Regions from separate parts of the Mus musculus genome. Here regions 1, 3, 4, 5, 6 and 7 are each linked to region 2. A link is a loop called in an ENCODE intact Hi-C map of the cell type or tissue named here. Cell type or tissue: left cerebral cortex. All regions are shown on one strand. Links, peaks and the distances in the headings refer to the core of each region. The heading gives the core; the rest is flanking DNA.

Region 1 (4,346 bases), core at 181-4,180, 1.5 Mb before region 2:
TTGAGAAGTGGCCTCAAAATATATACTGGGAAAATTGCAAAGGTTTCAGAAAGTTATGGTTTGACAAAATTGGTGGGAGTTGTTTCTATTGTCAGTTAAGTATATGAGTCTCTTAGCTGCTAGAGTTTAAAAGCTACCCACTCATAGAACTGGGGAACTATCTAGATCAGTCTTCATTTGAGTTTATTGAGCACAGAGAACTTTTTCAATGTCATGTTCAGGCACTGGCTTGGTAAGAGCTGAGACCCTACAGGCTTGAATGTCATGCAGAGATTGTATGATATATGATATACTGAGTGAAATCTAATCAACCTTCTAAATCACACTAATCTCTAAAAGAACGAGGCAAGGATGGGGAAACACCCTTGTTAACACACAAATATTTAGAAGGTTTCTAAAAATAAATGAACAGAAAAATCACAAAGGTTTAAGATCCAGAAAACAGCTAGTGTCTACCAATACCATCTTGGCAGCAACTTGTTGGCGAAGTAGGTCAGTAGAGAAGATGACAGATGCAAATTTTATTATGAAAATTAAGTGAAAAACTTGATCAGAAAGATCTAATAAACACCCAAGAGACAGGGTATGTGAATGTGTGCTTGTGTGAGATTGTGTTTTTCAATGTGTGTGCATAAGTGTATGCCTCTATATGTGCTTGTCTTTGTTGTGTGTGTGTGTGTGTGTGTTTATTCTCTCTGTGTGAATGTGTGTGTGTGCATGTGTGAATGTGTGTATATGTGTAAATTGTGTATGTGTTTGTGTTGAAAGGTTAATACTGAACTATGGGATGACCAAAAATGGGAAAGGCAAGCAGGAAGTGATAAATTATTATGAGTGAAAGAGAATGAGAAATAGAATAATAAATATTTGGTGTTTATGTTTAGCTCTCTGTGACCATCAAAGATTAAACTATGGCATTAGTTTCAGTTATTATTTTTTTTTTTTTTTACTAAGTAGACACAATAATGGAGCTGACTTTATTCAACAGCAGCATAGTTTAAAGTAATTGTTAGGCTTGAGGTCTGAAATCCTGGACAACAGAATGAAAAGAAATGTTTTGGTTTGCTTGACAAAACAAAACAAAACACATGATTCTGTGAGTTCAAAACATTCATGATGGGGGAGACCTTAGGCAGGAGTGAGTCAAATATTTTGGCAAAGATGTTCCTTGACTCCCATGTTCCCAGCATGAATAAAACACAAACCTCTATATTCTGATTTCCAAAGGAGGACGATCATATTTTAAAATGCCTCTGTGTGCAAAGCAGCCCCTGCAGATCAAGCTGTGGAGGAGGATCTGCTCTATACAGTCTGGCTTGTAAGGGCAAACTCATCCACACAGCTTAGATCAAACTTACAAAGAGAAAGCAAGCACCAATCATCGCTGCTTTGAGTGTCACGTCGAGATCTGCTGGAACATGGATCCCAAAGTTGTCAGCGTTTGTGAACACGTCATTGACAAATCCCGACCAGTACTTGGAGATCTTCCCAATTGTAACCTTCTCATCAACAGTTTTCACCTTTGCAAAATTAATAACGATAATGATAATAATAGATAAGCATGATAATGCAGATTAAAAAAAAAGGTGGTTGACATTTTTTGGTATGTTTTTCTCATGATAACTTTGAACTGTTTTATTAGTCACCACCCCCAAATGGCAACCCTATGTTGTTTGCTCCTGCGTGTGGATATTCACCTCCACAGTAGTCGAGAACTTCAGGCTACCACAGTTTCTGGATCACTATAATTTGTTTTCATTTTCATTTTCTATGCAGATGGAGTAAATAATTAAGGTCAGACAGCCACAAGATGGCAGCACATGCATCTCTTAGTTTTATTGCTAAGCACGAAGGAAGGTAATGTCTTTGCCTATATTCAAATTTTAAGCCAGAGTTTGCTACGATAAAATATGTATGGAAAATACATATACTGTGTGTGTGTGCATATGCTTACATGTGCACAGATATTTAAAATTATTTGAATGAATTATTTCTAGGTATAATTAATAAACTTTAATAATTTATCAATTATGTAATTATTAAAATGATTAAAAATAATACATTGTCAAACCACATTTTTATCTTATACTAAAACCTTTGTTAACTTACTCTCTTCTAACCAGTCCTACGTACTATAAGTCACTTTGAGCTAGTGTATAAATACTGAAGTCTACCATTAAATGGGAGAACTACACCTGACTTATCAACAATTTCTTTACTTTTTCTTTTTTGAAGATTTATTTATCTATTTATTTTTCATGTATATGAGTATAATGTAGCTGTACAGATGGTTGTGAACCTTCATGTGGTTGTTGAGAATTGAATTAGGACTTCTGCTCGCTCTGGTCAACCCCACTCACTCTGGTCGGCCCCTCTCGCTCAGGCCCAAAGATTTATTTATTATTATATCTAAGCATTATATCTAAGCTGTCTTCAGACACACCAGAAGAGGACGTCAGATCTCATTACAGGTGGTTGTAAGCCACCATGTCGTTGCAGAGATTTGAACTCAGGACCTTCGAAAGAGCAGTCAGTGCTCATACCCACTGAGCCATCACTCCAGCCCAACAATTTATTTCTTAATCCTGTTTATCATTCTGACAGTTATTTAATATGAAGCTTCACTTTCTGTATGGTGATATAAAATAAAAAATAGGGAAAGTTTCTTAGGACGTAGTTATAGCATGAATACTAGACCCTAATGCTAAAATCTACTCAACCATAGTATTAAGAAGCTGTGTGACATCCTTTCAGAATACTGGGATTAGGACAGAGTCTGTATTCTTGGTGTCTAGAGACTCCTTCAGAAGTTGTGGAGACAGACATAGGTGGGATATGTTTGAATAATGAAAACGGATGCTTTGAATGTAAATTCTCCTTGCCTTTGATGTACACTCAGGATAATCTGTTGCAAGAGCATATGCTGTTACAGGCTAAATTTGCAATGGTTCATGTTAATATTCAGTTCCCTCAACCTACAAGTACATTATTTTATGAAACAAACTTAGCACATCTTACATACATAGCTTTATATAGTGACACTCTAGTGGAGTATGCTTCTGAAATGAGACCTGAATGGGGTTAAATGTCCATACAAGCAGGTCAACAGAAAAGGGCAAAGATAATATGCATATTCTCTCTGTCCCACATGTGCTTTAACTCCCTACGAATCAAGTTCATCAAACATAGAACTACCGTGACTTTCAACAACTACAAGATATGTAATGTTAAAACGATATTGTCTCTGTCTGTCTGTCTGTCTGTCTGACACACACACACACATATACATATATATAAAATATGCCTTATGCTTAAAGACTTAAGCTGAAAATAACAAGAGATTTACTCTTTTAGGTAAGGAGATATAGTAGTTTATCACTGTATTTACAAAATATGCCAAGAATTTTAATTTTATAATTCTTATTTTAATTTTAACAAATTAAACTTCTTTTAGTAATATTGCAGTGATCTATGACAAAGTGCCTAAGGACTATATATTGTCATAGCATTAGTTTTGCTAAACACTATGGACTTAGAATCTCTGGAGTGATGGCTATTATTATAAGCATGGAAATAGGATTTATTAGAGTATTATACTAATATGAGATTCTTAAAATGTATTTAAGGGGTACATTATGATCTTGATGACTTATAAATTGAATTGCATTTCAAGAACTCGGAACCTAAGCAAAACGTTCTTTGCCTTTCATACCTCAAAATCCACATCGCCAAAACAGCCACAGGTTGTGCAGGGACCAATGATTTTCAAAATATCTTCTTTGTTTGCATTTTGAATTGTGAATTTGGGCTGAAAAGGGCCCCACTTCTGTGCAACATAACCAACTATAGTACCAGGAGGGGCTTGGATTTCTAGCTGTAAGACAAAATAGTAATAAAATCAGATTTTCTACAGTTATAATTCATTAATCACAGAAGAATATCAACATATATCTATATAATATATGTTATGAAATAACTGTTGTATTGTAAAAGCCATTGTACATATATGTTTCTAGGATGCAAAGCAGTATTTTCTTCTGACATTTTGTATTAGTATGCAGGGTGACAATTTCCTCTGAGGTTTTGTATTTTGTCATGAAAATGATAAAAATTCATTTCACTGATATATTTAGCATTTTCCATGTATATGTATATATATCTGTATATATGTATGTGTATATATATATATGTATATATATACATACATATATATATATGTATATACATACATACATATATATATATATATATATATATATATATATATATATATGTGTGTGTGTGTGTGTGTGTGTGTGTGTGTGTGTGTGTATTCTGCAGAATGGAGGACAAAACCACATTCTTCT
Region 2 (4,346 bases), core at 94-4,093:
TATTACTTAGGCCTCAGGTTCACGTTTTTTTTGAAGACATTTTAAGAAGGGAAAAATATTTTTCTCTCAGATTAGCACACATTGAATAGAAAGACTGAGATCTATAAGGCCATGGGCTGCGTTTTGCAGGGATAGGTTCTGGTTGAATGAGATCTGGGATGTGTGCCAAATTAATAGAAAAAATCCTGTTCTTCCTCTCCAATAGCCACAGTGTTCATTATTAAGAAAAGCATATGAACCACAGGATTTGATTTTAATAATACCAATGTCTTCATTAATCTGTATGTTCCATTTAGCCTCATTACTGAGCAGATGCTGAATTACTGAATGCACATTATTGTTGGACTGTACTTGCAAATCCTCTCTCTCCACTCTTTTATCATTCATTCAGGGCCATCATGCGTACGTCATGCTTTAAGACAGGTCTGTGGTCCTCACTGCTTTCTTTCCCCTTCTCTGGGGTGGGGGAGGAGGGAGACTTGTGGTTGGGCCTCTGGAACAGAGTATTGGAATTACTGATTTTCATTCAAAATGGTAATCTATGTTTGTGTGGTTGTTGTTCTTGCATTGTGATGCTATCAAGTCAAAAGGGTCTCCCTGTCACCTGGAACAGAGATGATATTTCCTCGATAGTCTCTGGGCCGCCTTCTAAATCAAGAGTGGTGATAGCCAACACTGCTTTGTATCCATGGAACAAATAGTGGCCTTTGTCCCACACAAGTCCCTAAACAAACTTAATCTCTCTAACACTGTGACAGATGACATTTAGATGTCCTTGTTACCCTTAAAATGAGTTTTATTGACAATCAGAGAACAAAAAGAAGCCCCAGATAAAGCCCAATGTTTTATAGGCTTGCTAACAACATCTCAGTGGCGAGGGTGAGGAGAAAGCCTGAAGTTGCCCCCATTTTCCCCTGCTTTGCCATATCACCATGACAACAGATATAGAAATCACTTAGTGACTCCTAGAAAGAAAACACAGTGACACAGTACCCCTTGTATGGCGAATCAAACTAAAGCCTTCATTCAAATGGCTATTCAGCTTGGGCATTCATGTAGAGGATAGGGTGGGTTTTACACAGGTAACTACAAGAGAAAGGCCAGCAAGCCCTCCAGCCATAGCATATGGCAAACTCTCTGTCTAATTAATGCATCCTCAATAGAATTTATCCATTTTAAATTTGTTTTCTTTTCCTTGAAACATCATTAATGTAAAGGGCAACATTAATCAACATCATGGAACTTAAAAGGGCATTAAAGAGTGATCTTTTTTCCTATGCAACAAGAGCCTTTTCAAGTAGTTGTGTTAACGACAGTGAATTGAAGGAACAATCTGAGTTCTCAATTGGAAGTTAAATCTAGAGAGGCCTCTACTGGTGAGTTCCTCTCTGTGCAGCTGATCTAGTGGAGCTTCCCCGGGTAAAAGCAAGAGGAGTGTGACTTTCCGCTTCTATTGGGAAGTTTCACATAAGCTGGATCATCATTAAACACAGTGTACAACATAGCAAATGATAGCATTCTCATGTTTGCAGTGTCTGAATGCTTTCTCTCATGTAATAAAAACTCTAGAAAGCTCTGGTTGGACAGATGAGCTGCTTGGATAGCTTGAGATATCACGAATCAACAATGAGATAACAGGTTATTGTAGTTACGGTTCCTTAGGTAAGTCTCCCACACAAATGTCGATTTTAAAACAATTTTAATAGGAAACATTTTTTCTTATATTTAAGTGTGGAAAAATATACTTTTTTTCACAACTACCTACATATTCTTTACATTAACAAAGGGACTGAAAAGTCTTCAGATGAAGTAAACATATTTGAAATTATTTCTGGAAAAACTTAAAAGTTTATAGCCATTCTATAATAATATGTAATAACTGTGATTTAACATTCACATATCACTGAAGCACATTAAGTTAAAATTGGCTTCGCAAATTTTAAAGTAACCCTTGGAGGCAAAAAGTCAGACTTTTAAACCAGACTTTTTAAATTATTCAGCATTTCCTAGAATAAGAATATTTATTCTGTTTCTACATGGGAAATATGCTAGCTTTTTCAGGTTTATTTTAAAAATATGACCTGGCTTTCCAAGTGTTATTGAAATGTCGACTGTGGGGTAAAGGCTAGTGCTTACCCTTGAGGTTTTTTTTTTTTTTTTTTTTCAAAATTCAAAGCTGCAGCTCTCCTCTTGATTTTTGATATTTACATTTCATCTTAAATATTATTTAAAATCTGATCATACCAGGACACTACTTATTTACTTCTACAATGTCCTTCAAGACTTCCGAGAATTAGTTTTGTTGCCCTCGTTGAATTGACCAACATGTTTTTGGAAGAGTTTTTACATTTCAAATGGCTTCACATTTATTTGGGTATATTCACGGACTGTTTGGAAGAGCCTTCTTAGTAAACTACCTTCTGCATTACAAAGGCAAGGCATGATCTTTGCCGTGAATTCTGTACTGAGCTCACCACCTTCTAGTCCCAATTGTGACACCTACTGGTAGAAGGAGGAATCAAAAATAGTTTTTGTTTGCATTTTGCTTTATTATTTTGGAGAGTGTTACTTGCAATTCTGCTGATGTAAATAAAATTTCTGTATAGTTATTTCTTAAGCTCAGTTTTGGGGTAATAGTGTAACTATTTAATTCAGAGAAGGAAAAGAAACCCATATGAAGTATGTTCTAAATTCATACCGACATATATACTTAAAGTCTTTGGAGCTCTTACACAGTACAGAAAATGAGAAGCAAGTTAGAACAAGGTGAGGAGTCAAAATATTTCATTAAATATTTAACATTTTTTATTTCTATAAGTGTTTGTGAAGGGTTATATGTTGAAGAAATAGCAAGATTGATAGAGAAACAAAAATAAGTTTATATATTTATTTTTGTAGCAGCCTAAGAGTCAACAGTCTTTGAAATTTTAGGCTGATATAGCTAAGAATGCACTTCCTGCATGTGGATAGTTTCACAAAACAGCAAACTCGGAAGCACACTGAAATGTGGTCATTTCTACACCGAATACAGGGTTGATAGAACAGTGTACGGGATAAGGACATACTTGAAGTCACAAAGGAGTCAATATTTAAAACGTTATTGAAAGATGAATATAGCTAAGCAAGCACGGTAGACCTCTTACTTCTCCTTGAAGCTCGAGTGAAGTTACTTCCGATATTTGTTTTAAATGTATAAGATTGCTGTATATATCAGACAACTCTGGATTTCTCATGAAGCATACAAGGACTATTATAAACTTCAGATGTCTGAAATCTCACATTCAATTGGGATTTTCTTCTTTTGTCTAGCAGTTCGATTGTTAATCGAAAACATTGATAACTTGGAGACTTTAATCCCATGGGGAAAAATGAACAATAAAAAAACAATTGATTTCAATGGAGACTTCATTTATTAAGTTAGACATTTTTAGTGCAAAATAGGCCTGATATTTCTTTTAGAAAACTTAAAAATGTTTTTGTGTATAAAGAAAATACACTAAAGTACAGTGCTGTTTTGACTTGGTGGGTATGTTCAGCTATAAGTGAGCCAATGAATCACTGACTCTCTGATACACATTGATGATGGTACTTGTGAATTATTGTGAGGAAGTGTGAAAATGTCTTATAAATTATTGGGTAGGCAGTTATATTGGTGCCTTTGAAACCTGCTTTGTTTCTGCTGTGTGCTTTTGTTTGTACAATGTAGGCATATGCTCTAAAATGTCATTCAGATTACAAACATGCGGGGAGTAAGGGAGCACTTCCGCTTCCGTTTCACAACTTTTATTTCATCACATTGCTTCTCAGTCAACTATCAAAATCACAAGTTTCCTTCCTTATAGTTTTAATCAGAGAAAATTTTGTAGAAAATTGATCGTGAAAAAGAGTACAGGGAAGCAAAGAATGCTTTAAAACTCACACCGGTATACAAAATCACTTGGCCGGCATCCTAGAAACCTAGTGGATACACACTGTGTAGAGGGTAAAACAAAGAAATACGGTAGTTCTAGGGAATAGAAAAGTTTTGGTTTGGTTTGGTTTTCCTGAGAACCTGACCTGGCAATTCAACTGATCATTAAACACGACTGTAAAGAACAGCTCCATTTCGGCCCTTAGAGAGTTCATCCAGAGATTGCAGGAGGGATTTGTATAGAATAAAGCTTCACAAAACCGAAGGCTGTCAAGGGAAATAGTATCCAGGAGGACAGGGCAAGCCAACCACCCCTTCAGCAGCAAAAGCTCAGAAGACAGCCAGAGGCAGGTCTGTGGCTGCCAACACAACTGCCTACCACGTCTGCCAAGGAGCCAGAAGCTGCTTGTGGGAGAATATCCCTTACCCTTAGCAT
Region 3 (4,346 bases), core at 85-4,084, 670 kb before region 2:
TTGTATGTTTGCACGGAATCCAAATGTCTGCATTTTCCTAACTAAATCAAAGGGAGTGTTATTTCTTTTTCTGCTCACTCATCTGAAGGTAAGTAAATTTTCTCTGGCGATCAAAAGCCTGGTTGGCAACAAAGACCGCGCCCGCTTTTTCCACCGTCTTGTTGTGGCAAGTTGCGGAATTTCAATAACTGTGACAAGGGTGACTGATTTGTGAACTGGAAAAGGTTTGAATGTCACAAAATTTACATTGGTCCTATCTACCGGGGATTTAAATACCAAAAAAGTATTCCGGGATCTCTAGGGAGCTTTGGGAGATCCAGAGGAACAATGGCGCGTTGGGAAATTTACAGTTTTACCTGAATGAAAGGGACTGGGATGGGAATGGGAGGGCAGAGTGAGCGAGTTGGGGGTGGGAGCAAGCCACACAACGGACCAGACCGGAGGGGAAAAAAAAGGAAAAAAAAATGAGGGGAGAGGGAGATCGGCAACAAGGTTTCCAAACTGCCATTAAAAACAGAAAACAAAACCCAATCCGACAAACCTCAGGAACCAGGAAAAGTTTAAGAGATCCATCCACCTGTGTTTGGGGGTGAGTGGGCATGCAGGAAGGAAGTCTGCAAAACTGAGGCTGTGAAAGACACCAAGAAATCACGTTTCTAGGAAAGAGCTTGCCCTCGCGCTCCCGAATCTTAAATTATAAACAGGAGAGAGGCCCGTCAAAAAGGAAGCAAACTTCAAAAGAAGCAAATAACAAAAGCTTCCTTTGCTGCCCGGGGGGGGGGGGGGGGGGGGGAGGGTGGAGAAGGGGAGGGAGGGAGAAAAGAAAGTTGCTGAGTCCGGACATTCTGGAAGTGCCTTTGGGGTGTTTCTCGGCTGGTCCCCCCCCAACTGCTGCTCTCGGAGACGCCGGGGGTCTCCAGTCTTTAAACGCTCTGCAGAGGTTTGAAGGAGAGTGGCTCAGGGATGGGGAGGCAAGGGGGGAGGGGAGTGGGGAGGGAAAGAAACAGAGGGAGGGGAGAAAGGGGGACATTAGAAGGAGGGAGAGGAAAGTGTGTGGCGGGGAGGGGGGAGAACATAGAACAAGAAGCAAAACCTAGAGAAGGAGGGGTAGGAGGCAGCGAGGAAGGGGAGGGAGGGAATGAGGGAGGGAGGGAGGAAGGTAAGGAGAGGGGGAGAGACAGGGAGAGGAGGGAGAGAGAGAGAGAGAGAGAGAGAGAGAGAGAGAGAGAGAGAGAGAGAGAGAGAGAGAGAGAGAGAGGAGAGGAGAAGAGAAGAGAAGAGAAGAGAAGAGAAGATGAGAGGGAAAAGAAATCGTGGCATTTTTTTCCTTCCGTGAGAAGAGGGGGAAAAAATTTGCTAGGGGGGAAAAAAAAGTTGCTACTCCTGGCAGCCCTGTTAGTCAAAAGGGGATGTCAAGCGCTTTACAATACCTGGGATTGATGAGGCGGGCGGGCCAATGAGCAGCGCGCGGCGCCACCGCGCGCCCTTCGTTGGCGCGGCGGCCCCGGGCGGGGTGTGTGGGGGGATTGCCGCCTCACCAATCCTCGCCCGCGTCGGTCGCACGTGACCCCTCCCCCTGCTCCCATTCATCAGGGGGGGGGGGGGACGACGACGGTGTCGTCCTTTCAATTCATTTATCTGCAGGAATGATTGCTGCTATCAGTCTCGCGCTCACCGCCCGGCTGAGGAGGTGAAAGTTTCTCCCCAGGAAGATAAACCGCAAAAGACAATATTGTGCATGATTTGCGCCTTTTCTTTTCTTTTTTCTCCCCCTCCTTTTTTTTTTTTTTTCAAAAAGCAGAGAGGGGGAAAAAGGGAGAGTTGAAGGATCGAGGAGGAGAGCCTGAGAGAGAGAGAGAGAGAGAGAGAGAGAGAGAGAGAAGAGAGAGAGAGAGAGAGAGAGAGAGAGAGAGAGAGAGAGTGAGAGAGAGAGAGACTGAGACTAGTGGAGAAGTGAGGAGGGGCGCGCTGCGCGAGGAGACAGGGCGAGCAGTGGCGGCTCTGGCGTTCACATTCCTCTATGCCACAAATCCGGGAAGAAGTTTTATTGGGGGGCTGAGATGTTCTATGCCTTTCCCCGGGCAGCCTTGATTCGAGGCCCTCTCGGCAGAGACTGAGCGGCGAGAAAGTGAGAGCCCGGCCCGCGCGGTTCGAGCGGCTGGCGCTGGAGCCCGCCTTCTACCGGCCGGCAGTCATCTCTCTTGCCTGCCTTTGGCCGGGCGGGTGCCGGCTAGCGCCTGGCCGTTGCCTGCTGGCTGAGACTTCGTTAGGTGGGTCGACTCCCCCTCCCTCCTCCTCTTCTTCCTCCTCTTCCTCCGCCTCCCGTTCCTCCTCCTCCTGATCTTCCCTCCTTGGCGGGCGAGGGTGGGGGGGGGCGGGGGAGGCCGGGGCTTGCCCCGTGCAGCCACGATGCTCCTGGACGCCGGACCCCAGTATCCCGCGATTGGTGTGACCACCTTTGGTGCATCCCGGCACCACTCGGCGGGCGACGTGGCCGAGAGAGACGTGGGCCTGGGTATCAACCCGTTCGCCGACGGCATGGGCGCCTTCAAGCTCAACCCCAGTTCGCACGAACTGGCCTCGGCTGGCCAGACAGCCTTCACGTCGCAGGCTCCGGGCTACGCCGCTGCTGCGGCCCTGGGCCACCATCACCACCCCGGCCACGTCGGCTCCTACTCCAGCGCTGCTTTCAATTCTACCCGGGACTTTCTGTTCCGCAACCGGGGCTTCGGCGACGCGGCGGCGGCAGCTAGCGCCCAGCACAGTCTCTTCGCTGCTTCGGCCGGCGGCTTTGGGGGCCCACACGGCCATACGGACGCCGCGGGCCACCTCCTTTTTTCTGGGCTTCACGAGCAGGCGGCTGGCCACGCTTCGCCCAACGTGGTTAACGGGCAGATGCGGCTAGGTTTCTCCGGGGACATGTACCCACGGCCGGAACAGTACGGCCAGGTGACCAGCCCGCGATCCGAGCACTATGCTGCCCCGCAGCTTCACGGCTATGGGCCCATGAACGTGAACATGGCTGCACATCACGGGGCTGGAGCCTTCTTCCGCTATATGCGCCAACCCATCAAGCAAGAGCTTATCTGTAAATGGATCGAGCCGGAGCAGCTGGCCAACCCCAAAAAGTCGTGCAACAAAACTTTCAGCACCATGCACGAGCTGGTCACGCACGTCACGGTGGAGCACGTCGGCGGCCCAGAGCAGAGCAACCACATCTGCTTCTGGGAGGAGTGTCCACGCGAGGGCAAGCCCTTCAAAGCCAAATACAAACTGGTCAACCACATCCGAGTGCACACAGGCGAAAAGCCTTTTCCCTGCCCGTTTCCTGGCTGCGGCAAGGTTTTCGCGCGTTCAGAGAACCTCAAGATCCACAAAAGGACACACACAGGTATGGAAATTAATGTAGGACACTCTACCTCCCACCCAGGCTGGGCCTGAGATTCCAAAGTTGGGGGAAGAGAGGCACAAATCCAGCCTCAGTGGGGTCTGGGCCTCAGGTTCCTGGAGGCAGGCAGATCTGGTTTTTAGTCTTGAAAGTGTGGCACAGAGTGAAGGATCTGAACATACAGATTTAAAAAAAAAAAAAAAAGGAATAAACCGGGAAGCTGAGTCTGGCTTGGCCCAGCGCTTGACAATCTCGAATCCCGGAGAGGTGGCACGCGTGGGGCATCCACGGAGGTTCCAGTTGTTCCAGCTAGAAACAAATCTAAAACTCTTGATGGTGGCTACCCGTTCAGGGACTTTCTTGAGTCCTTTCTGTTCGAAAAGGTGGAAGAAGTTGAGGTTGAGTTTAAAAATGTAGAAACAAGATGGGAAGAAACAGGAGGTAGGTACAGTTGGGGTAGAAAGTACAATTTGGATCTGAGGAGGACATTAGGTTTATGCACATTGGAAGAGATACATTTTACAACGATGCATCCGGGTTTGAGGAGTGAGTCTAGTTGGTGAAAGACACAGAAATCCTAATTGTCTGTTATACAGCGTAAGGTCTGTTCTTAAAATGCGGGGTTCCTGAGTTGGACTTTAGAAATAGCGACAAGTCCAAAGCTTAAAGAAACAAAAGAAACAAAACCAACAGAAACAATAACAAAACAAGTTCCAGGCAATTTAAGGCTTCGAGAGGGGGCAGCCTGGAAATTATGCGCCCCTTGGGTCCTAGTCAGGGGATCTGATCGCCCTCTGTATTTGGGCATTATCTAGTGGAAGAGAATCCGACATGAACTCTAGATTTAATGGCCCAGGCAGGTAAAATCTCCTCCCCCCTTTCTAGATTAGGCCATAAAATGTGGTGTGTGTAGGGGGTGGGGTGGAGTTGAGTGGAAGTGGCAACCAACGGGTGCAGT
Region 4 (4,346 bases), core at 257-4,256, 700 kb before region 2:
TACCTGTTTCATTTGGATTCCTAACAGATATCTGATGACCAACCATAGGGGATGTACACTGACACTCCTATCATCTTCAGACAAAGATAGCAGCCATGACCCACCAAAGGCTGTGCATGTCAACCTTGGGTAGACAGGCAACCCTAGATTAGGATATTATCCCTGATGGAGCATGAATTAGGATTATCCTTTCAGGAGCATGAATGCCCTTCAACCTATATAGAAGAGATTCTCACCTTACCACTGAGGAATGCTCCCTGCCTTGCCTCCATCTCAGTCCTAGGTTAGCTCCAAGCCTAAGTCCTGTGGAAAATTGGTCTTAGAATTATCCCTTTAGCCTCCAGACCTAGACTAGGCAAGGGGGTGGGCTGTTAGTTATAACTGGGGTTAAGTCAGCCCTTTGCTCCAGCCTTTTGTCTCTCTTGGAATGTTTTAGAGGTTGCATATGCTTTTGTGTTGCAAACAGCAAGTGGGGTCCCAGGAGTCTTCCACCCCATGCCTGATTGTGAGCTCTGGTTTCCCTAGACAACTGTGGCCAGCTGGAGGACTCCCTCCCAGCTCTAGCTTGGTACAGAGGAGAGCTGGAACACTCTAGGGCTCAAGCAAAGTTTCCTCTTTCTTGGGGGAGAAAGGGAAAGACCAAAGAAAGGGAAGAAAAAATAGGTTTAATAATTCATTTCACAAGTGGTAAACTACTTGTATGTGAGGATATGGGGGGAAAAAACGCATGTAATGAGGAAGACAGAGAAAACTAATAGCGAATGATGTGTCAGTCCCAATGTGCAATCACCCTCCCTCCCCAAGCAACAAGGAAATCACAAAGGATGGAACTGGTTGCTGTTCTCTGAGCTCACATGGGTTTTTATCAGCACAGCCATCATTGTGATGACTTACAAATATTAACTTTTTCACGTGCTCTCATTATTTCTCCCTTCTGCTCTGCATTTCAGATTTTTCTTTCCAGATAATCAAATGACTTTAAAAGTAGGCAAAGGGGAAGAAGAAAAAAAAAAAAAAAAAAAAAACAAACTCAACCGTTGCCACCCAAGAAATGATAAATAGCATCACATAGCTAATCGCTGGAGGGCGTGTTTATCAATTCATAATCATTTATTCTTGGTGATGTATGGCCCTTACTCTTAAATCTGAAAAGCTTCTATTTGAAGGTGTGAATAGCTTTCCCACTTTCTTGCAGTAAACCTTCCTACATTAGCAGTGATTGATCTCATGTACAATTCGTCCCAGAGTGCTATTTTACAGGGGGAACACTGGCTTTTGGAGATTAACTGGGGAGTCTGTTACATATTAATGAAGCCTAGAGATATGCTAACGTTTTGGTAATTTAGTTATTTGTGTCTATAGCCATCGTCGTTATTTTCTTTTAGACCCCTGCGGTTGCTATCCATCGAATTAAAAAGTGGTCCTTAGAATTATTTTATCTGCTGGCAACTAAACGCCCTTTAATGTGGAAAACAAATGTTGACTTCTTTCTTGAAGGATTCGTGCTTCCTGGCCAGACGGCAACGTGTGTTAAACTGTATTCGTGGGAGATGTTACTTTTTATTCTGGGAGATTGCGCTAAAGAAATAACTGATAAGAGGAAAGAAAAGAAGCCCAAATTCTGCGTGTGTGTGTGTGTGTGTGTGTGTGTGTGTGTGTGTACGCGCACGCACACACACACACACACACTGAATTTGTTCTAGGTAAGAGGAGTAAGGAAAACATATTCTAGTAAGAGGTTTCTCCAGGATATTGGAAACTTAGGCTGGACAGGTGTTAGGAGTGAGGCTGGAGAGGGAGGAGCAAAGGGATTGCCCACTGATTTGCAGCCTAACAATTAATACGCCACTAAATGAGCCATCGACGTCATTAATGCCTATGTGCTCCCGTGTAGATGGTGAATGAGTTCTAATCCCGAAGACAAGCAGCATCTCACAAGGAGATGGCTTTGTGACGCAGAGTAAAAATAGTAATCTGTTTTTCCTGTTAAGAATTTTCTGGGCATTCTTTCTAGACCGCTTTCTGAATTACCCGCAAAATATTTGGGATTTGTCTGCGGGTAGGGGTAGGGGACAGGAAGCCCTTTTGGAATGTTTGCCAAGTCCCTGGGATGCAGAATGGCAGCTGATTGAAGGAAAGGGTTAGAAGGGCAGAAAGGATTATGAAACCAGTGGCCAGAGTGGAGTCCCACGCTTGCTTTAAGTGAGAAAAATGAATTGCTCCTTTCCATTTCTACATAGTCTAGGAACCCTGCTGGGTTAGGAGAGACCAAGAACACCTGGGGAGGAAAGTCAGTCCCTGGGCTTTAGTAAAGGAGCTTGGGATGAATCGCTTTCACTCCTGCCTGTCCACTCTGGGTCCTCCTCTTCCTCCTCCCCCCCCCCCCCCGCTTCCTCCTCCTCCTCCTCCTCCTCCTCCTCCTCCTCCTCCTCCTCCTCCTCCTCTTCCTCCTCCTCATCCATCTCCCTTCCAAAAAGCCCAAAGCCCAGATCTGGAGCTTTGGATCATTGGGGCCTTCCAGAAGTTGCAAGAACCTGCAGGAAGCACCGAAGAGACAACGACAGTTAGACTGGGCGCTCCCCTTTTGTTTTCGGGGCGCGATTTATGTTCTTTATAAAGATAGGGTTTGGAAAAATAGAAAGGGCCTTGAAAACGTTGTTACAATGAAAAAGGGACAAATTAGAAGACATTTTCGGTGATCAAAGGCAAGAGGGAGAGCGCGCATGGGCATTCACAAAGCTTGACTTATTCACTCCCCTCCTTTGCAAGCAGGGGCAACAAGCGTGTCCCCCATTGACAAGGAGCCCTATTCAGACTGCAGGTGCGAAGTGGGCCAGCGCGCCCGGCCACATTATGTCAAGGTTGTTGGAGATTAGTGTTCAGCCTTAATAACTAAAGCGCTTGATTTACATTGGAAAAAAGCCCCTTCAGCCGTGAAAACAAAATCGTTGAACGCGTGATCATTGCGAGGGCAGCTGATATCCTAATACTTGCATTGTTCTCTGGTAGGGCCCAGGACCGTCCTGGCCTCCCTCGGAAGACCCAGGCCTGAGTTGCTGGCCCAGGACCAGGTCACCAGTCAAAGTTCCTGCCTGAGCAGGCAGGGAGAAAAGGGTTGTATGGTGTTTCACCGAAGCCAGAGGACAGGAGAGAGTCCACCTGTGGTCTCTGGACTTCCGGCAAAGCTGAGTAGGACGCAAATTAGGACATTAAAGAGTCTAGAGACCTAAAATGCTGTGAAGGCTCCAGATTCAGTATCAGGAGAGGCCTCTAGAACTTATGATATAGCAAGAACATTTTAATTCACAGGTGAAGTTCACTTTGTGATAGCTGGGGCAGAAGGACCCAGGCACACCTACTGTTAGTGGAACTGCCCCAAGAAGGTTATGAAATGTTCCTGCCAACTTGTCTTTCTAGAAGAAAAACCTAAGACAGAAAGCCCTGCAGCTGCAGCCTGGGCTTCTGTAACCTTTCTTTGATTTGTCGCCCCCCCCCCCCAGGATGGAGGAGGAGTCTACCTTGGCCATGGCACTGGTACCCTGCAGATTCCATTACCCCACCTATTTTCCGTGCCTCCCACGTTCACTCCTCCCCCATCCATGAGAAGGGATCCAGAGAACAAGAGACCTGTAGTAAGGACCTAAGAGCGAGCATTTCAATCTAGACATATATTCATTCTAACTGCCTATCTTTTGTGGAAGTCAAGCTACTTACCTACTTACGGCAATTTCCATAAGATCTGTCTGTGGGGACAAGGTGAGAAAGCAGTTAACTATTGTCTGGCCCTGAAAAGGTCGTAAGTCATGGCCTCAGTGGCTGACCTGTCAGTGGAAGGTATAAAGGCTTTATTCATGCCGTAGTGGCAAAGCTCTCAGCTCCCACAAAAGTGTTTTTATGATTCGATTTTTCTTACCTCTTTTCTTAATTAAAAAGCTGAACCATTAGAACAGCACCTGCCTCATGTCCTGACAGTGGCTGCATACTAATCCTGGAGCCTTTACAAGCAGTAATTATAACATAAAATCAGAGGTTGAATAAAACAGAAGGATTTTGCTCCCAAAGCCCCGCTAATCCCCTTTTAAAAGGGTCTGGTGAAAGAATTCAGAACACTTTCCGGAAGTTGGATTACCACTTCTTTTAAACAAAAAACAAAAAACTTTTTACAATGAAATGATATTTCACACTTAAAGGAGGCTGATTTTCCACAACAGTATTTTAGTTGAAAGAGAGTTGGCAGGATTTGGGGGCACTAGGAAACATTTCACTACTGGATTCTTACTCAATAGACAAAGCAGCAGAAAATTTAGGAGAGTTCTTATAATATAATATATTTGAAACATGTTTGC
Region 5 (4,346 bases), core at 133-4,132, 430 kb before region 2:
TCCAAATGATTATCTGATCCACTCTATAAGGAGAAAGGAATGGATTTCTTACTGGAGAGCATTTCTTTCTTAAAAGCTGGTGGGAGAGTAAAATGATCCAGATGTAGAAACCTTGTTAGAGGTCCAGGGATCTCAGATTTTGGAAATGCTTGCCTGGATATGAAAACGCAGGTTGGTTACTAGATGCGAAAGCTTAGCTCTGCCCCTTCTTTCTCTGCCAAGTATCAACAATATATTACTGCTTATTTATTCATTTTTATGATTTACTTAAGTCCTGAAAGAGAATGAATTCCTGCTATGCTTCTGTCGGCTAGTGTTGTGGTCAGATGCTGATGTTCTGAGTCCCAACCATATTAATTGCTGGATAAAGGCTGTAATCCTCCTCTTTGAAGCCCAGGCCTGATTTTTAGGCAACACTTCAAAAGGAAAACACAACGAAGGAGGCATACTTCCTACCATCTTTGAGTTGGCATGACTTACTCAGCTTGTACTGAACACATGTGCCTTACATATTTGGCTCTCCAAGCAAACAGTTCATTTAAATATTAGAAAGGAAAATAAAAGGCCGTCTGTGATTCAAAAGTCTGACCTGTAATTTCTTATGAGCTATTTTGATGGTTTAAATTGTATTTGAAATGGAAACACCAAAATCAGTCTTTTCTTACAGTAGAAAACATCTCTCCTTTTTTCCTTCCCCCTTCTCCCTTCTTTCCTCCTTCACCCTTTCCTCCCTTTCTCCCTCTCTCCTCCCCCCTCCCTCTTCTTCTACCCACCTTTTTCCTCCCATTTCCTTTCTCCCTATCTCTTATTCTCCCCTCTTATGCTGGCTTTTTCCTTTCTTACATGTTTTGGTGTAGTGTCTGATTCCACTAGGATTAATGACACAACCTACACAAATAAGACATTTCAAACGGTTTCTAATTGTTATAGCCCTTGGAAACCTTTTAAAACATAACAGTAACACCATATATTTATACAAAAGAGACAGTTAAAAAAAAACACAAAGTTTTGAAGTAAAGAAGAGTGAGGTCTAAATTTTCTGTGACTATCTGAACCAAATCACCAAAAAAACCAAAGTGAAAAATGACTCAAATGAAGTAGTGGCCAAGACAGAACTTTTGCTTGATGCCTTTCCATCTCTTGCTCCTGCTCCGGCTGTAGGGAAGTACTCATGGAGGATTTCCCAAGTGTACTAGTGTGCTATGTGTGAGAAAGATTAACAGTGTTTCAGATCAAACACGGGCCTTGCTGCATGGTCTTAGGAGATTGTCATTCACGCCATTATGGCTCATTTGCACAGGATTTTCATGCAATATGAGCCTTTGTTTTGATGGCAGTGAACAAGGCCAAGCTTCATCCCTTGTCCTAGTTAGTCAGTCTGTGGGGTATCTTGGTCCCAAAGAACTTGTCTATCGTACAAGGCAACTGTTACCTCAGTTGTGGATTGGCTGTTTCACTCCTCGACTCTCTTTCCTAGTTTTAAGGTGAAAAACTACTTAAACGTGGGTGGATAGCATAAAATTCAGACAACACCTACTTGTGCTAGATTAGATGCAGCCTAAACAGGCAGTTTTGGATACCCGATTCAAAAGAGCACATTAGGAGCCGTTTTAGTCGGGCGCTTTTCCTCCTGTGCTTTCTGCCACGCTTATTTTGATGTTAAAATAACTGGAAGAGTTGAAAAGTTATGCCTGAGCTACACTGAAAACTTTTCCTGACGAGGTATTTATGTTTTTCTTGTACTTAGTTTCACCGGCTCTGCATAGAATTACATATTTACGTATCCCAGTCATTCTTGGCCTGTTTCTTTCTGCAAGTCAAACTAGGAAGAGAGTAGGCGCTGTTGCTATTTCGTGGGTGTTTAAGAATGAAAATCAAATGTAAAAAATCTCGCTGATTATGTGACTTTAACTATAAAGGATACTGTCTTATTAATGCCAGTATATATTCCACCAGTCCGTCTGTATTTAGCTGTACCAAATCTACATGTAACAAGAAGAGATAAATCAAATGGCTTTTAAGTATGAAATTAAGTGTTAAGAGCCAACAGTGAAAACTAGATTAGAACCTAGTCACATTTGAGTTTCTGATGTGTTTTCTCAGCAAATACATTTTAAATCTGTAGCTGTCATTCAGCTTTGGCCCCGACAGACAAGGAATTGGTGAATTTTGCATAGTACTAATTCACTTTAGATATAGCAAAGCACCTATCTAATACATGAGATTTTCAAGCTTGATTTTGTACAAATATATTATCAAAATATGTATTTATAAGATATGCTGTAATCTGTTTTATCTTTGATTGCTTTAAAATTATAATAATACAAATGAAAAAACTTAAAAAGTAAATTCATATGATTTTGATACTCATGAAAATCAAAGAAATTATTTATAACATTTTGTTAATATATATAAATATATATAATAACTCTACTGACACACACACACACACACACACATATATATATATATATGTATATATATATATATATATATATATATATATATATATATGTCAGTAGAGTTATTTTTCCAGTTAGCTTTATTTCATTAATGGAAAAATGTTATATTTGTTACATGATAAGGGAACACTTCTAAATTTTAAGAGTGCATTAAAAACCATACAGAAACTAGCATGTCTAGTGAAATCACTTTAAAATATATGATTGCTTAGAAACATAGATTAAAAAAGGCAGCAACTGATTGGAACATTTTTCTCAATCTGTACTTTGTAAAGTTTCAAACACCCAAAACACTGTAGTATGGTATTGAAAATACACAGTCTCTACCCAAAATTAATTGCCTTTGTATATAGTTCATCCTTCTTTCACACAAATATAATGACATTCTTAAATTTTCAGCTTACATCTCCTGGGCACCAGGCTATTTTTTACATAACTATAGTGACAGAACCTTGATATATAAAAACTAGCTACAAGAACATCTAAACTAATTTATAGATAATTAGAACTAGAAGATAAAATTAAAAAGTACTTATTTCCACAATGACATGTACAACTTTAATACTTTATTCCCTAAGTATTTTCAGTTACTTTAAGTCTAAATACAGACTTTAAACATTAATGATGTGATTAGAATTTACTGGCAGGTTTTGAAAACAAAAACTAAATTAACAGATGAGTGTTTGATTCTGAAACACTTTCAAAATACATGTACAGCAGCGCCCTCTACATTTGGATAGCTTATGATGAAACAGTTTTGTTTTGTTTTGTTTCTTAAGGAACTTTTGGAAGTGATCACTGTAGCTTTGGGATAAGGGATGTGATTGTAACGTATAACACTGCAGGAGATTTCTCATATGAGTCTGTGCTATTTTAATTGAGTGTAGAAAACCCAGCCTTGGAAACTTAATAGCACACCATTCAGAAAAACAAGACAAATAAACAAACAAACAAAACTCCCCTAAAACCCACCAAAAAACAACGGAAGTTAACAGTCAAGAAATAAAACAAGGCTATCTAGCTATTTAGCAAATATGAAAATCTGTTGCAAAGAATTAATCATGTTATCCACGCGGACTTTCAAAAGTCATTTTCAAGGAGCTATAGTCGTCCTATTATTCCTTATGGCCTATAATGTCTTCAAATTCAGGAACAAATAAAAAGGTTAAAAGAAAAAAAAAAACAAACAAACTCTACTTTCTAGTCTCAGCATCTAATAAAAGATATATAGATGTACAGATACTGTATTTAATGTATTCACATGAAATAAAATTAGGTAATATTTAGTGTTTCTGAATATCCCCTCTCAGGTTAAATGATAATAAAACAGTTTATGAAATCATATCGATGTAAAATATAATCAGTCATCTTACAGGTAGACAATATGTACTGCCTGCGATTAATTATCATGCCACCCCATTCACAGATTTGTACATTACCCTTTGAATAATCAAGAGGAAAAATATAGGCACATCTATAGTAGATTTTTATAAAACAGAAGAAAAATCTAATACATATCTGTATCTCATTTTTAACTATAAATACTTTGTTGCTTATCAACTTCAATTAATTTAAGTAATCAAGTCAGTTACAAATATATATGCTTATTAGTAATAAAATCAATCCAGCATATTGACACTGAAAGACATATGTCATATTTCCAGTGCAACTTTTTTCTTTAAGATAAACGGTATATATTTTAACTATAATGTTTGCTTATATATGTCCTCTTAAACATAAGTTTAATACTATGCTCCTGTTATTCTAAATAACTAAACTAAGAACTAAATCAAGAGCCTAAAGCAAAAATCATTTTGTAAATTATTTGTAAGCTTCCTGTAGTCAAAGGGCAGATTAAAAGAGCTGAAGCCAGTTTTTTTTTGT
Region 6 (4,346 bases), core at 213-4,212, 1.3 Mb before region 2:
ACATATATTAAAAATTAATGTAGGTAGAATTGAATTGAAGCCTAAAATTTTGATTTGTATTTTTGATCAAACCATTCATTCCAAACTTTAAACATTGTCTGGAAACCTGAAGCAAACGAGTTTTTTATTGACAATGTTGTCTTTGACATTAGGTTTCTAATCTTGTCAATAACAAAGCTGATTCACTTGAGGACTTGGGGTTCTTACTTGAACATTTAAAAACCCGAGACCCTCAGCTGTCTTAGAAAAGCATCCTGATTAGAAAGGACTTAAACGGTTAGGTAATTATTATATATGTATGATAAATGTAAACATAGTACAGACAATGAAAACAGTTAAAAATCATCAGATGCCCCACCCGATCCCCCAAAAGACTGTCCGTTTGGGTTGCCTTGGCATTTCCAGGATGAAGGGTTCAGTTTCATTCTGATGCCTGCCAAAGGTTCACGATGTCCTTGAGCAGTCCAATGTTGAAGCCTCTCCGGATCAGCTGTGATGACACTGCCGTCAGTCTGTCCACAGTCCTCAGAGGTAGGCCTGCCTCCATTCTCTGACTCGCCATCAAAATCTTCCTAATGTCAGAAAAAGCGTCTCACTTTATCTATTTCCACCCAAACACCCAAAACTGTGTTTCGATTCTTTATAAAAATCTCTTTCACTATGAAGTTTTAAAGATATCTTTGGCTTAACAACAATTAGACCTAAAGATCCTAATGCAATTTCTGTTTAAATGAATATGTTATTGCATTTCAATTTCATTGTATTTAGTCTAGGAATAAAAAAACAGGCCAGAGGGTGTTCTGGGGAAAAGTGCACAGGCAGGCACGCACGCACACACGCACACACACACACACACACACACACACACACACACACACACACACACACTCTCTCTCTCTCTCTCTCTCTGAGCAAAATTTTATTAAGCAAAATGACATTGGGAAAGCCGTGACTTTTCATCAATATGAAGCACATGTTTAATTGACTTTATTTACAATAATTAATGGACTAAACTTAAAATTTTTAATAAAACGTCATTCATATGTAAATAAGTCAAAATATATTTTCTCACAAACTTTTATTCAATCACTTTGTCATAGCAATTTACTATAATTTCAAATATATTTTAGTTAATGTTAATGAAAAGTAAAATTAGTGTATTACCCTTCAGCACTTCTACCTCAAATCAGGAACTGTAAATATCTAAGCTTGAATATTTAAAGCAGAAACTCATTCATAGTAATCAACGTAATTTTTATTTTGCCTTTTTGAGAAATGATCTAAATACTCAATCATTTAGGAATCGAGATTATAATTAAAGCAGTATGCAATTTAATGTTAATCAGGAATTATGACTTACAGTAGTAAGTAAAAAGATTCAAGTGACTTCCAAACAACAGAAAGAAATCTGAGAACAATCATTTAATAAAGGCTATTTTGCCTGGTAGGAAAAGATTGTTAGTTGTAAAAAGAAACCTTTTAAACTAATATGATGAGGTGCATGTAAAAATTAATATTATGCTCTAATGTTCTCTCTAGTGAGCAGCCTGGGTTGATTTATTCATTTAGGTAATTATGTTCAGCAATATTAGTAATTCACTGTTAAATTGAATTTGGAGAACACACAATAAATTGAAACTGTAGTCATCTTTCTTTCTCACTATGTAACAAACAGAGATGTATTGATGTTAGTTCTGAGTGTGCTACATAAGTTAAATTCCCTAGACTGCAATTTGATCAGAAAGCTTTAGACATTTACTTGAGCTATGTGAGGCGTCTGCCATTGGATGGCAGTAAAATTCTGCATCAATCACTTTAAGCAAAGGGAAACTGGGAAAATAATAGGGCTTTCCTTTTATTATTTAACAGCAGAATGCTGCTTTAAAAGGCAAAGCTCAGGGGGTTGTGTATATTGCAGTATTACCAACTAATTCTTTAAAGTGTTTTCTCCTCCTGTTCATTAAAAAGGTGATGCAATTTTGCCAGAATCATTTTAATATTTCTTTATGGCAACAGATTGAGTTCTTGCTTTTCTCTTAAATAATAGAATACTTATTTTCTGTTTTAAAATGACATTAATAAAATAAAATTAACAAATGCATGTGATTTAAACCCCTTGGGCATTATCAATGTCTAAATCATTTTGTGACTCTGGAGCATGTTTGTGTTTTCTTTCTGTTCAGGCCTCCAGAGTCAGACTTATTTAAGTGCCGTGAACATAACAATGGATAGGAGATGTTTTTAACAATTTAGACATGAAACAAAACTGGAAAAATCACCCAGTAAACTATGCAGAAGGTGACAATCCAGCCAATGAAATCTTTCAGTCTGAACAAAACACGAAGAGTCAATGTTTTCCCATCAGGTTTTACAGATAATGCTGAATTTCTGGCCTTAAGATTTCTGGGGGGAAACTCACAGAGGATAAGTCTGAAGGAAACCATCCCTTATTGTAATTCCATTGTACTCATCATACAAAATTAGCAGCCATAGACAGTACACAGAGCGAATAAACTGAGTTTTGTCTCAAATGTGTCAAATAAAGCAACACTTGTTTTCTTCTCCTTCCATTTATATTTCTACTTGGTCAGATGTTGATATCTTCAATTCCAATTTATTTGGCAATAAAATGAACCAGTATTTTTTTTTCAGGAAATATTCAGGGTGGTCTAACACAATCTGGGGGCTATTAATCAGGATTTCCTGGGATCAAACCACAGACTTCTCTGCGATTTATCTTCTCTCTCACTTTATGTGTAAAGTCTATTAAAAGTTTATAGTCTTCCAAAGATCATATTAGGCATTAAAATTCAGGCATCTCATTCCTGCTGCAAAGATTGTTAGAAGAAAAGAAAATAAATGAGTTATCACGAATCCATTCTCATCATGAGGAGTGTAAAAGCACGCACAGTGGAACAATATTCATTTATTTTTACGACAATGCTTAGGAAGAGAAAAAAAGGAAGTGGAATAAACCCAGAGATATGTAGTGTTATCACTTCAATGCAGGGGTGGTGAGTAAGCTAGGGTAGATGTTTAACATACAGAAAAGGGTGTGTGTGTGTGTGTGTGTGTGTGTGTGTGTGTGTGTGTGTGTGAGTGTGTTGAAATGCATGATTTTTACAGATTCTGAGTGATTTAATTAACAAGTTTATTGCTTATCAAAAATTGATTTAAATTTTATTTGAATTGCTCTTTTTCCATATTTAAAAAAATCCATAATAAATTTTTAGAATATAAAAGACATTTTTTTCTTTATGTGGGATTAACATGGTTGAAAAAATAAAAATGAATTTCAAATCTCTATAAAGAATATCAACAGTAAAAAAAGCAACCAATTAAATTATTTTATTTTTTGCAAATTGTAATTATATATATATATATATATATAACCTAAACCAAAAGTGCATTTTAATATTGATTCAATGATCAATATAAATTCAAAGAATAAGTCAATGTTACTCTGAAATCCAAGTGAGTTTTTGTGTCCTTATCATGTCAATTTGAAGTTATTATGAATGAACTGTTACATTTTTGCATACAGTATCACAATGTGAAGAAATTCAATTTGTATATTATCAAATTATTTCTAAAATTTAATATTAAAACTATTGCAAATACCTGTTTTTCTCTATACGAATATCACAAAACTTGCCACAGATCTTTGAAGAAATTATTTGGCTCCATCCTGCTTTAACAAGTGGATCTTCTTGAATAAACAATGAAAGCAATATATACCAAAAAAATTCATAAAACCTCATAACCATTGAAACATTTGATGTATGTTTTACTGCCTTTTGGTAGATATTTATTCACCCTGCATCAGATTTATTAAGCCTATATTCAGTATCCACACACTAGTATTGAAATTTCTTGGTAATAAAATTGGCCTTGACACTCATTGTGTGACCTTGAGTTTACTTACCAATCTATGACTTCATTTTTCACTCACTTTAAAAATGTATAAAAATTATATAACAATTTGCAGTTATAAGATAAATTAAATTTTACATATTAATATTCTATACAGTAATGCCCTAGTAAAAATAGCATGATCATTATTATTATCTGCCGAGAATATGAAGGGAAAAATGCCAAGTTTCTTATAAAATCTGGCTAGCTGAGTGTTCTGTGGCTAGTACATGCCAAGCACTAGACATACTGAATGCTTGCTTCAAGCCAAGTCTGGGAGAATTATGATTACAATGCAGTAGAGTAAATTAAGTGATGGTACCTTGCTTTAGTTAGTAAAGAGAGAGACACCGTTTCTAGCTTCTGCATTGACAGATTTGGTTAGTAGAAGAGAAATTATCAAAGAGGTCTTCAATTCACCTGATCTTCAAGAA
Region 7 (4,346 bases), core at 145-4,144, 710 kb before region 2:
CTCATTTCCTAATTTGTACTTCCGGTTTAATCCATCTGTCTTATTTGCCCCTACAAATTGTACAGTTGTTCATAACTATAGGAACGTAGAAATTAGTGAGTCAAAGCTAATATTAATAATATTAATATAAATAGGTGGCTATTTATTTGCCACCTATTTACTTTGCTATATCTAAGTACAAGAAGAAGAAGAAGAAAAAAAAAAAAAAAACAACTCCCTCCTCTACACATCTACCATCTACAGAGAGGTTTAAAAGGCAATCTAATCTAATTTTAGATCTTCACAAGGTGTTTTCCTCTTTCTGCTAGAGTATTTGGTATTTATGAAAGAAAGTGTTCAGACCCAGGAACTTCAGGAATCAGAGAACTTCCCAAGTCCCAGTGGATTTGTGGGAGCTTCAAGAGCATATTTCACTATCTAGGCTCCCTCAGAATCCCCAGTTAGTATCCCAACCTCCCTCTAAACACCTAAGCAAGGGTCGCACCCAACATTACCCTGTTGTCCGCAGCAGTTCCTCTCTCCCCCTTCACCACTCCCCATCTTTGAGGAAAAGTCACTTAGGATGGCGGTTTCTCTACCCATGTGACCAAACTGTTCACTCTCCAAATACAAACTTTCCTGCGTTGTCAGTTTTATTTCTGGTTCATACCGACCATTTTTAGGAGAAAAAGAGAAAGATGCATCTCTGATGTGTATAGTCTATTTACGCAGCAACTAGCTACTGTCCGACATTAATTTATAGGTTTATTACAAATACCTAAGGTATTTACAAGCCTGCGCTGGGTCGTGTGTGGCGGGGAACATCTATCTGGTGAATAGGCGGTGTCACACGGTAGCATGCTCCCTTGTCAGGCCTGATTGTGTTTTAGGCAAACATTTGCGCACACATAAAGGCAAAGGTCAAGGACTGTTCGGCCCCAGTGTGCGCCAATTCACCCAGCGAACCAATGCGCAGAAGCTGCATTTTATGCGCTGATCCCGCCAGACTGAGGCGCAGGAGTCCCTGTCGCTACTCAATAAAATCCGCCTCCGATCATTTCCCTTGTCGATTTCTCTCTGCCTCCCAATTCAACTTCTTGAGCTTCCTCGGGAATACAACTGGCCAAGACTTGTTTGCCAACATCTGGATCAACTCTGCCCATCCGCTGATGCAGCACTTGTTTATTACACTTTTCTGGGTAAGGGAAACTGATGTTAAACAGAATCCAACCTATAGTAAACATTGGCAGAGAGCTTACTTAAATGAAATGCCCCCTCAGAACTGGGATCTGAATATACACGCGGTGTACACACAGCTGACCAACAATTAATTGTATTCAGATCGCAGAACTGACTCCCAACGCTGCACGTGGAGGGGCAGAAATGCAGATGACTGAGTGCTGGTAATGCAAGTCTATGGATTCGTGAAGCGCCCTGGGAGCTGCCGCCTGAGTCTCTTTAGGACCACTTTGAAAGTAAAAGACATCGTTTTTCTGTAAGATATGCCTTCTATTCTAAAATGTGTGTACCACCTCTCACGAATCACGCCTAGTTGTTTTTCCCAGCCCCTAGAAAGAGGATACAAATGATTTTGAGTGGATGTCAACTTGAGCAACTCGGAAGAGAAATAGTTTCAGTGTTAGACAAACACGAGCCCAAGCTCCAACCCACACGGTTTTGCATCAATAATCATCTGGCGAGAGCCAATGGCAGTTTTTCCAAATAGTCCATTTAAGGGAAGAGACTTTTTCCCCTGATAAACCAGAGTCGCAGCTGTGCGTGCTCACGAGCAAATAGTTTACACGTGCAAAATTCATTCCTACGAGTCAGGCGAGCCACAGGCTCAGCTGTGGAGCAGTGCTTGCCTGGGGCTAGAAAACCCACAACTTGTTGCCTCTGTAGCCCCTCCAAACACTGGACATTCAGGGCTAGCGGGCCTCTGGGACTTGCCGACAGGGCTAGAAAAAAAAAATAAAGAAAGAAAGGATCACCCACAAAATCCGGGCAAAGTCGCAGCAGACAGTTGTCTCTGAAGGAAGGACTTCGTAATTGCTCTCTAATCTCTACAAACAACAAGGAAACTCTGCCCACGTGCGATTCCACTGGATCTTAAAGCCAAAAAGAAAACAGAAGGAAAGACGACTTACCCCAACCTGCCACAACGCTACATTCTAAGCGTCCTTTAAACACTTTGAGTCTTCCTTTCGGGCTGTAGATTTTTTTTTCTTTCCTTTTGCCAAAACCAGCTATCAAAATCAAGCTAGCTGCTGTTTAAAGAAAGCAACGGGAAAAAAAAAAAGACAGAAAAAGAAAAAATAAGAAAATAAAACTAGTTTCTATTAATCGTGTGTTTCTACCTCTACTTTGTTTCGAATACTTTTTTTCTCTCCTTCCCAAATTTCTCCAACCACCACCTGGGAAGCTTCTTAAGCTTAAAGTTTGTGTGGTTTGTGCAAGCAAATGTGCTAGTGTGTGAGAGCTAGCGCCGGTGTGGCAAGTTCACTGCTTAAAAAAAGACATCGTTGCCTGTCCAAGGCCAAGCAATAAAAATGTGGCCCCCATCTTTGGGTGTGGAGATTTTTACATGCGCCTCTCATTTCATTTAACTTTTTTCCCCCCCAGTGCTGAAAAAAAAAAAAAAAAGCCGCTAGCTTACTTTCAGCGGACTTTGCTCGTTATTCATCTGTTGAGTCGCCTCAGACGCACAAAAGCAGATCCAAGGCGTTATGAAAAATGGCCTGAGCCTGGAGAATGTCACAGTGGTCGGCGTATTATTTTAGCCTTCTTTAAAAAAAAAAAAAAAAACTCAGGGAAAGTTTGCTTTTGATGAATTCAATAAAAGCAAAGCTGCAACGGAAGAGATTTTCAGCTAAAATTATACAGCATGGGGCAAAGCTTAGAGCAGCCAGATGGCCAAAAGTAGAGGGGTCCTCTCAGTTTCAAAACCCAGATCTAGAACTCCCTGGGCTGAGCCTCTTAGTTTATTTAATCCCATGTGTATTTTTAAATTAAAAAAAAAAGAAGAAGAAAGAAAGAAAGAAAAAGAAAGGAAGAAAAATATTCCCCTTCCCTCTTTTTCCCCACTTCATTTTTTTTTTGTTCCCCCTCAGGCTCCCCATGGCATATGTACTGGAGAGACCCCTGCCTTGGAATTTGTAGAAGTCACTTTTCCATTCCTCCCACGAGAATAGAGTTAAACTTTTGAGTAGCCAGCCTGAAGCAACGTTAACTCCACAGGCTATAAGAGGGTTCACTGGAGGTCGGAGTAAGGTCTGGATGTAAATTCCCCCAACACCTCACATGGCCAGGAAGCTGAGGCTTTTAAATTTAATGAATACTATATTCATCACACACACACACACACACACACACACACACACACCATTCCCTGCAAATGGGACTGGTTTACCTTTCTGCATTACTCTGGGGGAAGCTTCCAGTTCAGGACTATTGTCTGGGTTCTTTTGTTTGTGCCAACCCTACTACAACTTTCTAGAGTTAGTTGCAGTGGCAACCCTGACTGTGGAATGGGGTTGTTTGAAATTAACATGTATTATAGTCTAGCCAAGCCCCTCCCCCTCCAGGAAGAAAAAAAAAGGCATGGGATGGTGGTTCAATGAAGTGGAAGAGTCAGAAGTTTGCTTTGGACTTGAAGCGGAAGGCTAGACAGTCCTGGGGCATTTCTTCTAGAGGAGGAATCTCCCCAAACCAAGTGCTAAGCACCATCCCACCCCGGTACATAGTCTGAAAAAGAGTTAATGGAGTCTAACAGTTTAGCTTCCACCTCCAGGGAGGCTTCCAGGAAAGCATCCTAGCCTGACTGTATTCTTCAGGCCAAGTCCATCAAGGAGACTTGGCAGGGAGAGGGGAATCTTCAGCCCAGGCCTGAGTTAAAAGGATCATCATTCCCTAATGAAAAGAAGAGCCATGGGTCAAGGACAGAGAGAGCCTTAGAAGGAAGAATGTTACTCGGGGAAATGCTTGGTTTTCAGAGCCTGGAGGTGAAATGGAAGCAGTCACCCACAATCTCAGTCTTCCCTCAAAGAAAGAACAGTGGGCCACATACTAGGCTTTTCCCTGTTGCAGGATCCTACTCTGACACTTCTACCTTGAGTGACCCTTGGCCAACTCAGGGCTCACCTCTTTGTTTCTTTAACTGTAACTGGGTAAAAACTATATTGTATCAACCTGTGCTGTATGTTTGGTTTGTTTAAAATAAAACTTTGAGAAGAAGTGCATTTAGCCAGCACACTGTTGTTTGTTGGGGTATTGGTTCTTTTATCTTATTACAAATGTTGGTGAGCGTAACTGCAATTGAGCTGGAAAACCCAGGAAGCTGCATTCTCTAGACTATAGCTTTCCCTGTA

The links. Hi-C counts contacts between places; a loop is a spot of excess contacts. Peaks named below come from ENCODE experiments on the same cell type or tissue, not always from the same donor. Only the 100,000 strongest peaks of a DNase experiment are listed, where the experiment ranks them.
Region 1: a loop joins it to region 2, with 5 times the contacts of the local background. A loop is called at or near these places in 3 of 42 quality-filtered maps.
Region 3: a loop joins it to region 2, with 7 times the contacts of the local background. A loop is called at or near these places in 6 of 42 quality-filtered maps.
Region 4: a loop joins it to region 2, with 4 times the contacts of the local background. A loop is called at or near these places in 2 of 42 quality-filtered maps.
Region 5: it touches region 2 in a loop (2.8-fold over the local background); 2 of 42 quality-filtered maps call a loop at or near these places.
Region 6: it touches region 2 in a loop (13-fold over the local background); 6 of 42 quality-filtered maps call a loop at or near these places.
Region 7: a loop joins it to region 2, with 4 times the contacts of the local background. A loop is called at or near these places in 2 of 42 quality-filtered maps.

Annotation. Positions count from the first base shown.
Region 1 is chr9:92,204,970-92,209,315 of GRCm38, reverse strand. It overlaps Plscr5 (phospholipid scramblase family, member 5), which reads right to left. Exons shown (of 8, transcript NM_001195693.2): 5 at 3,713-3,874; 6 at 1,359-1,520. The region is part of intron 3 of Gm31588 (a long non-coding RNA gene); the gene reads left to right. It overlaps Gm31531 (a long non-coding RNA gene), which reads left to right and starts at 1,022. Exons shown (of 3, transcript XR_379706.4): 1 at 1,022-1,857. In left cerebral cortex, for the core only: a CTCF peak has its summit at 1,796 (motif pointing right); a DNase peak (open chromatin) is centred at 1,811; H3K4me3 peaks cover 506 bases.
Region 2 is chr9:90,697,383-90,701,728 of GRCm38, reverse strand. The region is part of intron 1 of Gm30905 (a long non-coding RNA gene); the gene reads left to right. Among named protein-coding and RNA genes, the nearest start is that of Gm30905, 5.4 kb to the left of the region's middle. In left cerebral cortex, for the core only: CTCF peaks have their summits at 1,372 and 2,506 (motif pointing left); DNase peaks (open chromatin) are centred at 1,379 and 2,462.
Region 3 is chr9:91,363,081-91,367,426 of GRCm38, reverse strand. Zic1 (zinc finger protein of the cerebellum 1) reads left to right here and starts at 1,659. Exons shown (of 3, transcript NM_009573.4): 1 at 1,659-3,391. The coding sequence starts at 2,410. It also overlaps a transcript of Zic4 not described here. In left cerebral cortex, for the core only: a CTCF peak has its summit at 2,167; DNase peaks (open chromatin) are centred at 1,493, 2,133, 3,263 and 3,950; H3K4me3 peaks cover 2,246 bases; H3K27ac peaks cover 549 bases.
Region 4 is chr9:91,393,029-91,397,374 of GRCm38, reverse strand. No RefSeq gene overlaps it. Among named protein-coding and RNA genes, the nearest start is that of Gm29478, 9.1 kb to the left of the region's middle. In left cerebral cortex, for the core only: no CTCF peak of the experiment used is centred there; a DNase peak (open chromatin) is centred at 1,916.
Region 5 is chr9:91,127,573-91,131,918 of GRCm38, reverse strand. No RefSeq gene overlaps it. Among named protein-coding and RNA genes, the nearest start is that of Gm31114, 200 kb to the right of the region's middle. In left cerebral cortex, for the core only: a CTCF peak has its summit at 3,218; DNase peaks (open chromatin) are centred at 1,638 and 1,729.
Region 6 is chr9:91,957,250-91,961,595 of GRCm38, reverse strand. It overlaps Gm31409 (a long non-coding RNA gene), which reads left to right and starts at 400. Exons shown (of 4, transcript XR_871007.3): 1 at 400-531. In left cerebral cortex, for the core only: a CTCF peak has its summit at 1,783; a DNase peak (open chromatin) is centred at 1,799.
Region 7 is chr9:91,402,631-91,406,976 of GRCm38, reverse strand. It overlaps Gm29478 (a long non-coding RNA gene), which reads right to left and starts at 2,627. Exons shown (of 7, transcript XR_870997.1): 1 at 2,127-2,627. In left cerebral cortex, for the core only: no CTCF peak of the experiment used is centred there; DNase peaks (open chromatin) are centred at 1,810, 1,835 and 2,008.